Regions from separate parts of the Homo sapiens genome. Here all the other regions are linked to region 1. The links are chromatin contacts, found by Hi-C or POLR2A ChIA-PET in ENCODE. All regions are on one chromosome and are shown on one strand. Each heading gives the region's core, a stretch centred on a gene start or an enhancer-like site at or near the end of the contact. The rest is flanking DNA. Distances are from core to core; before and after follow the strand shown.

Evidence for each region. Hi-C counts contacts between places; a loop is a spot of excess contacts on that map. ChIA-PET counts read pairs that join two places held with the same protein, here RNA polymerase II (POLR2A). Pooled maps may share reads with other maps.
Region 2: a map of CD8-positive, alpha-beta T cell shows a loop between it and region 1 (8-fold over the local background). The contact joins the promoter of NDRG3 here to the promoter of RBL1 in region 1. A Hi-C loop is called at or near these places in 2 of 168 maps with a recorded cell type or tissue (CD8-positive, alpha-beta T cell and naive thymus-derived CD4-positive, alpha-beta T cell), 1 of 37 single-sample maps with no recorded cell type and 8 of 50 pooled maps. POLR2A ChIA-PET finds 5 or more read pairs at or near these places in 4 of 52 experiments (H1, Panc1, T-cell and 1 more).
Region 3: a pooled map shows a loop between it and region 1 (5-fold over the local background). The contact joins the enhancer-like site here to the promoter of RBL1 in region 1. A Hi-C loop is called at or near these places in 1 of 168 maps with a recorded cell type or tissue (naive thymus-derived CD4-positive, alpha-beta T cell), 6 of 37 single-sample maps with no recorded cell type and 11 of 50 pooled maps. POLR2A ChIA-PET finds 5 or more read pairs at or near these places in 4 of 52 experiments (GM12878, SK-N-SH, activated B cell and 1 more).

What each region holds. Positions count from the first base shown.
Region 1 is chr20:37,094,184-37,097,465 of GRCh38, forward strand. It overlaps RBL1 (RB transcriptional corepressor like 1), which reads right to left and starts at 1,814. Exons shown (of 22, transcript NM_002895.5): 1 at 1,590-1,814. The coding sequence starts at 1,745. RefSeq lists enhancers at 1,173-1,272, 1,506-2,182, 1,833-2,102, 2,223-2,272 and a silencer at 1,543-1,602.
Region 2 is chr20:36,744,464-36,747,789 of GRCh38, forward strand. It overlaps NDRG3 (NDRG family member 3), which reads right to left and starts at 1,627. Exons shown (of 16, transcript NM_032013.4): 1 at 1,582-1,627. RefSeq lists enhancers at 1,090-2,056, 1,781-1,880 and silencers at 1,251-1,440, 1,471-1,670.
Region 3 is chr20:36,594,431-36,597,912 of GRCh38, forward strand. All of the region lies in intron 2 of TGIF2-RAB5IF (TGIF2-RAB5IF readthrough), which reads left to right. Among named protein-coding and RNA genes, the nearest start is that of RAB5IF, 9.6 kb to the right of the region's middle. RefSeq lists an enhancer at 1,289-1,658. Within about 2 kb of position 1,466, at least 8 of the 41 ENCODE cell types and tissues checked have a DNase peak (open chromatin) inside an H3K27ac peak, as active enhancers do; they include GM12878, where a contact is called at or near this core.

The DNA of each region.
Region 1 (3,282 bases), core at 564-3,063:
TAAATGCTTATTCAATGACAGATGGTGTGACCTTGGGCAAGAGAGACCAAATCAGACCTAGGATGTCAGAAATGCTTTCTCAGGCTTTCAAAAATCAATCTGTTTTCAATTGAGACGCCATTCATTCTAATCTCCCTTACTTTCTTATTCTTCCCACAGCTCTCCAGTCATGCCACCCACGGATGTGGACCATTGTCCTTTACCCAGTCTATCCAGTTCTGAAGACACTTTTTTCAGGTACTACTCCTTCATATATAGGCACACATACAATCGACACTTTTCCAACTCTATGCCTTTGAACCCAGCAATTATTTCACTGGGTGGTGAGTCAGTGGTGCACCCTGGGAGTGGGTCCAGCGCCCTTGGCACATGAAAGCCTTTGAACATGAGGCCAGTGGTGCTACATGAAATACACTCCATCACAATTCTGTCTACACTGGGCTTATGCTCGTCTGGGTTTCTTTCTCTGTTTTTAGATAGAGTCTTGCTGTCACCCAGGCTGGAGTGCAGTGGTGTGATCTCCACTCACTGCGGCCTATGCCTCCTGGGTTTAAGCAATTCTCCTGCCTCAGCCTCCCGAGTAGCTAGATTACAGGCAGGCGCCACCACACCCAGCTAGTTTTTGTATTTTTTTAGTAGAGATGGGGTTTCGCCGTGTTGCCCAGGTTAGTCTCGAACTCCTGGCCTCAAGTGATCCGCCCGCCTTGGCCTCCCAAAGTGCTGGGATTATAGGCGTGAGCCGCCACGCCCAGCCTGGGTTTCTATATTAGAATAATCCTAGGCAAGACAACCTTCTGAGCCTTGCCATTATCACCTGGAAAGCAGTCTAATACTCATTGCCATGCCATGTTCACAGGGCTGTTGCGAGGATAAAATGCAAGAATGATGGGGAAAAAAATCAAGTAATTATAACTGACATTTGTTTTATTCAGAGCCAGACACTGATGCAAAGCATCAGGACGATGCTCTGACGGAGGAGGAAACGTAGGGCTGAGATCAGCTTCGTGTGCACATTGGCTTTGATCAAACTGCTGCACAGCGACCGGCAGCTCCACCCTGGTGAAGCAGAGGGTGGAGGTTAAACGGCTCAGACCCTGGGTCTGGCTCCATCTCTAACCGTGTGACCTTGGGCCTGTAGCTTAACCCGTCTAGGGCTCCGCTTCCTCTTGCGTGAAATGGGGATCACAGAAGGGGTTCAGACGGAACTGAGGGTCCATTTAAAGCTCTGGGCAGTGATGTCTTGGCATGCAGTTCATTTTCACTTTACCATTATATTTGTTCTTACTGATTTAAGGGCAGCACCATGACTTTTGTGGCGCTTGGCGGGGTAGAGGGAAGTGTGGTCAGGAAGCCTGGGGTCTGAGCGGCGCGGGACCTAGGCCGCTCCTTTCCTGAGCTTCAGTTTCCCGCCTCAAAATGATGGGTGGATTGGCTGAGCTACACCCACCTTTCCCGCCCCTCGGCGCTTGGCTGCGCAGCGACCCTCCTAGGTGGGGAAACTCCCACCACCCCATAGGCCGAGGAAGGGGCGGGGCAGGGGTGGGGCCTGGCGAGGGTAGGGTCCGGCCGCCCCACCTGCTGCCGCTCACCTCTAGGCTGTAGTTGCCTCGGATGGCAGTAAAGTCGTCCAGGGCTTCGGCCGCGCTCCCCTCGTCCAGGTTCAGCTCCTGGCACAGGGCCTGTAGCGCCTCCCCGGCTGCGGCGACCACCGCCGCCCCCTCAGCGTGGGGCTTGTCCTCGAACATCCCTTCAGGCCCCGCGGGCTGCGCGCCACGGCCCCCGACTTCTTTCTCCCTCCCAGGCGCGCTACCCACAACCACCTGCGCCAAAGCGCGCGAAAATCTGCAGCTGCGGGACGTGTTGTCATCCACCGTCTGCCTCCGCTTTTCTCCTCAAAAAAAGTCCGTTTTTCCTCCGGAGCTCCTAGCAGTCCCTCCCCGGAAATGTGATAAGAAGATGTACCTCAGATTCTGAAAGACCTGTCCTTGGCCCTTGGCTGGTCGCGGGGGGCCCAGCCGGCGGGACAGAAAAAGAGCGGAGGGATCCTCAGCCCGCGCGCAGAGCCTGCTGGGAGGTGTAGTCCATCTCTTGGGAGATGAAGCCCGCGGCCTCCCCCTGTCTTCCTGGTTAGGCTCTTGGGTTTTGGGGCAGGGCTGGGCTGCCTACTGCGAGGTGGCCTCGTGCAGCGTAGTGAGATGCCTCCTCTATCCACGGGCCCTGGGTTTGTCACTGTCCCTGGGCGCCAAACATAATCTGAGCTGTACCCCTTGAGTTAGGAGATGGAGGCTGGAAGAGAAAAAAGTAGCCCCTGGACGAAGAGGGGCCTCTTGGGACTCTCCCCAAAGTCCTAGTGCCCAGTGAGTGGTTCGCTAAATGACAGAGGGGAAGGATTGGTGACGGATATTAGAAGACGAATCCTCATCTCATGCTAGTCGCTAAAAGAGGCAGGCAGAGAAGACTGCAGTAAATGAGGCAGGAGAATAGGGTCTGGAGGCAGGGAACCTATGGCTGTTTCACGTGACTTCTTAGAACTAAATTGAAAGGAAAACCCCAACTTTCCACGCCTAAGTAACAAAAGAACCAGAGGCTGTTCCCTTGGACCTTTTCTGCATGGCAGATGGGAAATTGGCTGTCTGCAACAAATCACACTGAGCGCCTTCCAGTCTTTGTTTGCAACTTTGTAACTTCACTCCAGCCTCTGAACGGTTGCTGTCCACAACCAATCAGACTGATGGCGGGAGAGTCTTCCTTTGCATAGAAGTATAATTTTGTTAACTTCACCCTGGCCTCTGATTGGTTGCTTTCTGCAACCACTCAGACTGATTGTGGGCTACCACTTCAGTTACATCAAGAGAGCATAAAGTGGCCAATGGGAAACTTCTAGAGGGTATTTGGACCCCAGAAGATTCTGTGTCTGGGCCCTTGAGCTGCTGCGTGGGTTCGCTTCCCCACTATGGAGTGTACTTTTGTTTTCAATAAATCCCTGTCTTCGTTCTTTTGTTGTTCCATTATTTGCTTTGCCTGTAATCCCAGTACTTTGGGAGGCCGAGGCAGGTGGATCACTTGAGTCCAGGAGTTTGAGACCAGTCAGGCCAACAAGGCAAAACCCCGTCACTACTAAAAATATAAAAATTAGCTGGGCGTGTGGGTGCACTTGTGTAATCCTAACAACCTGGGCAACTGAGACATGAGAATAAAGAATCGCTTGAACCGAGGAGGCAGAGGCTGTAGTAAGCCAAGATTGCACCACTGCACTCCAGTCTGGGTAACAGAGTGAGACTC
Region 2 (3,326 bases), core at 377-2,876, 350 kb before region 1:
GACCATGCCCTCAAGGGGCTAGAAGTCCGCAGGGTAAGACTGAGGCTAAGACCCTGTTTTGTGAACGTGTAATTCTAATTGGGAAAATCAAGCAGGGAAGGCTTCACAGAGAAGGTGGTGATTTAGTGGAGCCTTTGAAATGTGGAGGAGGATTTGCTAAGGGAGAAAAACGACAGTTTGAGCTAGTTATTTTGGGGGAGAAACATTCACATATTTTTATAGCTGTTCATTTGGAACTTTAAATCATGGGAGGCTTCTTAAATTCAGCACCACTCTATCAATGTTCTCTTTCTCTTCTTGCTTTATCTTAAATACTGAAATGTTCAAGCCCAACCTTGGGGCAAAGGCAGAAAGCCTCGGACAGAAAGCCCCGGAATGAGGTGAGTGCTAGCCAAATCTGCTCTGTCACCTCCAAGTCCAGCCCGCCCAGCTAGCCCAGTCAGCCCAGTCCTGCTCTCTTGGCAGGAAAGGAAGGCTAATAATATCCCCTGAGGGCCAGGGTAAGGGGGGGGGGGGGCGCGGCGGGGGTGATCTGGATGCCAGCAGGCAAGGATCACTCTTGTTCTGTCAGTAAGCCACCAAAGGAAAGCTTCCCTGCTTCCTAATCCACGGGGCTCCTAGTCTACCTGTGATAGGGAGGCCAGCTCTGCAGGAAGAAAAAAAGGGCTTCATGACAAGGAAGGGGGAAGCATTTGGATTGGGAAGTGCAGAGGTGGTTATGCGAGGTTATCTTAATAAAATGCTTAGCAAGATCCCTGGCACACAGCGAGCGGTGGAAGAACGTTAGCTCTTATATTAATAACACTATTATTATTACAGTAACACCTCAATTGTACTCCGACAACAAGAAAATCTTTTTTGTGCAGCCTACTTTTACGACGTTCGAGAGCAACTTCAGAGATGACAAGTGATTTCAAAATTTTTTCAAAGGTACGAGATCAAATTCCAACCGCACTGGCCTGAGAGCCCGAGACCCTGAGTTGAGAGCTGACCCTGCCACTTGTCAGCTGCGTGACCTTGGGCATGGCACTTCACCTTTCCGTGCCTCAGTTTCCTCGGCTGTTAAGTGGGGCTAAGAAGCCTCTCCCCGGTAGGGTAGTCGTAGGGTCCCGTTAGAGGATGCCCTCTGCTGCTCTGGGGCCGGACGGGTGCAAGGGCTGCTCACGGCCCCTCTTCCAAGCATCTGGGCTCTTGGAGCGGGCGAGGTAGATGGATGAGCAACCCCAAGGCCCACCAAGCTCTGCCGCCTGCAGAGCCAGAGCGAGAGAAGGGTTCGCGCCTGCGGGGGGCGTCCCTGTGACCCAGGGTGTTGAGCCCGGAGGGAGGCTCTCTTGCTACCCACACGCTGTCGCCGGCGGGCTGGGCGCGGGGAGCGGCCGAGGAAAGCCGGGCTGACCTGGGTCCGGCGGGCGGGCGGGGCGGGGCAGAGGGCCCCGGGGGCACGGGGGAGGCAAGCAGCACGGGCCACCAGGGCCTCGCCGTGCCGCGGAGATGATGCGGGGAAGGAGCAGGGCAAAGGAGCGACGCCCCCGAATGCGGCGCCGCGCGCCCCCCGCGGGCCGGGCGGAGGCGCTCACTCACCTGAGGCGCGGGCACCCGCCGTCAGTGCAGCAGCAGCGGCGGCGGCGGCGGCGGCGGCGGCGGCGGCGGCGGCGGCGAGAGGGGCGGGGGAGGTGCTGCGGTCCGCGCAGGCGCGCCGAGGACGCCAGGGCGGCGCATGAGTGCTGTGCCCGTCCACCTCGGGAACTACCGAGAAGATGGTGGCTGAGCCAGGAGAGGCCGGCGGCGCCATCTTTGATGTAGTTTTTCTTGCTGCGGAGTTTCCTCAGAGAAGAATCTCAGATTTTGGAGGCGCTGGGCGGCAGGGCCATTGAGCTCTGCGTCTGGAGCGCTTCCCTCAGTTCCCTGAGTCGCATCCTTATGAAGCCCCTAAGAGCTCTTGCAGGGTATGGCATCCTCCTTTTAAGGTGACCTAGAGCCATACCCAAGGTCACAGGGCGCCTAGCACAGTGCTCGGCACGTGGAAAGAGCTTAGTAAATTTTTGGTGAATGAACATAGTAATTTAAGAACTAGAGTCCAAGACTCAGGGCTCCGAATTACCAGTCCTCCATTGTATCACCCCTATTACAACCGTCAGCCAAATCATCTACTTTCTTGAATGCAACATTAGAGATGGAATTTTTTTTCCCAGAATGATTGCAGATATTAAACTTAATGACCCAACAATTTAACACCAAAATGTACAGGACACACTCTTCCTCTATTTATTATCTATTATTTCTTTACCATTAAGTACCACTGACTAAAAGTTTTTTTGTTTTGTTTTGTTTTGTTTTTTGAGACGGAGTCTCACTCTGTCGCCAGGCTGGAGTGCACTAGCGCGATCTCGGCTCACTGCAACCTCTGCCTCCTGGGTTCAAGCGATTCTCCTGCCTCAGCCTCCCGAGTAGCTGGCACTGTAGGCGTGTGCCACCGGGCCTGGCTAATTTTTCTATTATTAGTAGAGACGGGTTTTCACCGTGTTGGCCAGGATGGTCTCGATCTCTTGACCTCGTCATCTGCCCGCCTCGGCCTCCCAAAGTGCTGGGATTACAGGTGTGTGAGCCACCACGCCCTTTTAACCCGAGCCAGTGTCGCCATCTCGGCTCAGGTTCCCAAGTCCCTCAGCCTCCCAAGTAGCTGGGACTAGAGGCGGGCGCCACCATGCCTGGGTAATTTTTGTATTTTTTTTTTTTTAGTAGAGATGGGGTTTCACCATGTTGGCCAAGCTGGTCTCAAACTCCTGACCTCAAGCAATCCGCCTGCTTCTGCGTCCCAAAGTGCTGGGATTACAGGTGTGAGCCACCACGCCCGGCCACTAAAAGCATATTCTTTTAATTAAGGCAAACTGAACAAATGAATATTACCAAACATCTCAGAGGGCAGCAATAATATTGTTATTCATCAAGCACAATTCTTGAACTGAATTTAGTTGGAAGGAAAACTAACATTAATTGAGCACAGCCATTTATTTTATGGTTTATGTTCGTTAACATTTACTGAATTCAAATTAGTTCTAGTTCACCATCCACTATTTATCCCTATGTCCTTGGTTAGACAATTAAGTCTCTCCACACCTCTCCATGCCCGAATTCCTCATCTATGTCACACACCCAGAAATAGAAGTTACAAGGTTGTGGCAAAGACTGAATGATAATATGCATGTAAAATGCTTAGAGCTCAGTAAGTATTATTTTTCTTTGTTCTATCGTATTTTACTGTTGAAGACACAAAACATACTTCTTGAGTTTGAAGAAATCCTTATAAGCAAAAAATGCAATACAAT
Region 3 (3,482 bases), core at 216-2,715, 500 kb before region 1:
CAATACACTAACTGCAGCCCAAACTATAAAAACCAAGGTCTGCAACAGTGGGAAACTGAGTTTGGTTGAGTGTGCCTGGGTCTGGGTCTGTGCTATGTTCAGTCTCTTTTTTTTTTTTTTTTTTTTGAAACGGAGTCTCTCTCTCTTGCTAGGCTGGAGTGCAGTGGCACAATCTTGGCTCACTGCAACCTCCGCCTCCCAGGTTCAAGTGATTCTCCTACCTCAGCCTCCCAAATAGCTGGGACTACAGGAGTGCGCCACCATGCCCGGCTAATTTTTTGTATTTTTTAGTAGAGACGGGGTTTCACCGTGTTGGCCAGGATGATCTCGATCTCCTGACCTCGTGATCCACCCACCTCGGCCTCCCAAAGTGCTGCAATTACAGGCGTGAGTCACTGTGCCCAGCCCCAATTTCTTAATTTTTGTACACACACACATGAAAGTGAGATGCCCTAGGTAAAGAAACTGAGTGGGCTGTGGCTTGTGCCTACAGTCCCAGCTACTCCAAGGCTGAGGCTGGAGGATCACTTAAGCCTGGGAGTTTGAGGCTGCAATGAGCTGTGATTGGACCACTGCACTCCAGCCTGGGTGACTGAATGAGACCCCAAGACCCCATCGTTTTTTTAATTTTTTTTTATTCTAAAAAAAAAGAGAAACTGAGTAGGGATTTCAGATACTTGCCTGAACTCATATAGCCCATATAAATATGGAGCTCGAATTCAAATTCAAGTCTGTTTTCCTTCAGGGTCACTCAGGTCTGCCCAGAACCTACCTGAAGTAATATAGTGGTCACTTACTAACATAGTATCATCTAGCTGTCTAGAACAGTGCTGTGGGCTCAGCACAAGAAGTTTCTTCTGTGAATGAAATCTTGGTGGTCTCTCCTACAGGTCACTCTCCTTCAGGAATTTGGAGAGAGAGCCTCCCCACTCAAGTTTCCCAGATTAAAGAGCCTCAGCTCCCTCAGCCATTCACCCAAGGTCCTGATTTTCCCCCATTTCTCTCTCAGTATCTCTCAAACTGCACACTTGGCCCTGGAGCTCAGCAGAATAGGCACATGCTGTTACAGCTTTTCAAAGTAAGTTTAATATTCAATTCACATCGGCCGGGCGTGGTGGCTCATGCTTGTAATTCCAGCATTTTGGGAGGCTGAGGCGGGCAGATCACTTTTGAGGTCAGGAGTTCAAGACCAGCCTAGCCAACATGGTGAAACCCCGTCTCTACTAAAAATACAAAAATTGGTGGGGTGGGAATGGCGCACCCCTGTAATCCCAGCTACTCGGGAGGCTGAGGCAGGAGAATCGCTTGAACCCTGGAGGCGGAGGTTGCAGTGAGCCGAGATCATGCCACTGCACTCCAGCCTGGGCGACAGAGCGAGACTGTCTCAAAAAAAAATAAAAGGAACTGAAACCAAAAGTGTCTTCTGCATCAAGCTTCAAATGAGCCCTGGAGTGAGCAAGCACTCTAGATAATGAAAGTGAACTGCGGGATAATGTGGCTAGGGCCCCTCCTGTGACGCTGGGAACATGATCTAAGGACATCCACCTTTTTTATTAGAGTCTCATTCAGGAAACAGCTTTTAAATGTATCTGCCCTGGTCGTGAATACCCGCTGTCTCTTTGGGCTGGCTATGTATAGCCTGGCCGCCTCTCTATACCCTTGTTCTTTTTTTTTTGAGACAGATTCTTGCTCTGTCGCCCAGGCTTGAGTGCAGCAGTGCAATCTCGGCTCACTGCAACCTCCGTCTCCTGGGTTCAAGTGATTCTCCTGTCTCAGCCTCCTGAGTAGCTGGGATTACACGCACGCACCACCACCCCTGGCTAATTTTTGTATTTTAAGTAGAGACGGGGTTTCACCATGTTGGTCAGGCTGGTCTCAAACTCCTGACCTCATGATCCGCCTGCCTCAGCCTCCCAAAGTGCTGGGATTACAGACGTGAGCCACCGCACTCAGCCTATACCCTTGTTCTTAATAGGGCTAAGATGATGCTTCAAGCTTTTGGGTATCGATTTTGGACTTTGCATTAATATTTTTTTTGTTTTGTTTTGTTTAAAAAGGTGGCCGGGTGGCGTGGTGGTGCATGCTTGTAGTCCCTGCTACTTGGGAGGCTGAGGCAGAAGAATCACTTGAACCAGGGAGGCGGAGGTTGCAGTGAGCTGAGATGGCGCCGCTGCACTCCAGCCTGGCCGACAGAGTGAGACTCTGTCTCAAAAATAAAATAAAATAAAATAAAGGTAATGGTAGTGATTGGTGGGGAGGGGATCTGCCATCCTCTAGATGGGTGGTCAGGGAAGTCCTCTTCCTTTCCACTGTTTTTGAATGGTAGTTTCTCCATGGCCCCCAGGCTTAGAACCTTTTTTTTTTTTTTTTTTTTTTTTTTTGCCTCAACTTAGCCCTAGGAATAAGCATCTCTGGGGTAAGACTGAGGACTCTGGATTTTAAAAGTACAGTCTAGCTTGAAAGCTGCTACATGGGCTGGGCACGGTGGCTCATACGTGTAATCCCAGCTCTTTGGGAGGCCAAGGCTGGTAGATCACGAGGTCAGGAGTTCGAGACCAGCCTGGCCAAGATGGTGAAACCCCATCTCTACTAAAATTACAAAAATTAGCCTGGCGCGGTGGCAGGCACCTGTAATCCCAGCTACTCGGGAGGCTGAGGCAGGAGAATCGCTTGAACCCGGGAGGCAGAGGTTGGAGTGAGCCGAGATCGCACCACTGTACTCTAGCCTGGGTGACAAGGCAAAACTCCGTCTCAAAAAAAAAAAAAAGAAAAGAAAGCTGCTACATGAAAACTCCATATGGCAGAGGCCAGGTCTGCCTTGTATGGCTGTATCCTTGCTATGTTATGCACTAGAGCTGCAGAGGATAAGGTGTGGCACTCGAAGGATGCAGAAATAACCATCACTGCTGTCAGTGTTACTGATTTCAAAGGCATTTCTCTATGACCCAAGCCTGGTTTCAAATTCTTGGTCTGTCACTGATTAGCTGTCATGACCATAGGCAAGACAGTTCACTACTCCAAACTTCAGTTTTCATCATCAATAAAGTGGGAATAGTAATACTTACCTCTTGGGAGGATGAAATAGGATAATCTATACGTTACTATCTATCCTTGCTCAGCACACAGCTGAGGGAAAAACAACCTGTAAAATAACTTACCCCATACCACACAGCTTTTAAGTGGCAGAATTGGGCCTAATTACCCAGAGAAGTAATTCTCAAGCCTAAATATCCATCAAGATCATCAGGAAAGCTTACAAAGATGCATATTCCCAGACCTCACGCCCAGAGAGTCTGGGCAGGAATCTGCATTCTTCACTGATGCCACATGAGATTCTGATGATCTTGCTCCAGAGACCTTCACCATTCATTATCAGGACACTGACCTATCCCCAGGAAACTACTGGGCTGGGAAAGTAGCAACTCTTTGTCTTTCAAAGTTACAAGATGAGAGGAAGAAGGGTCTCTGAACCATCTGACGTC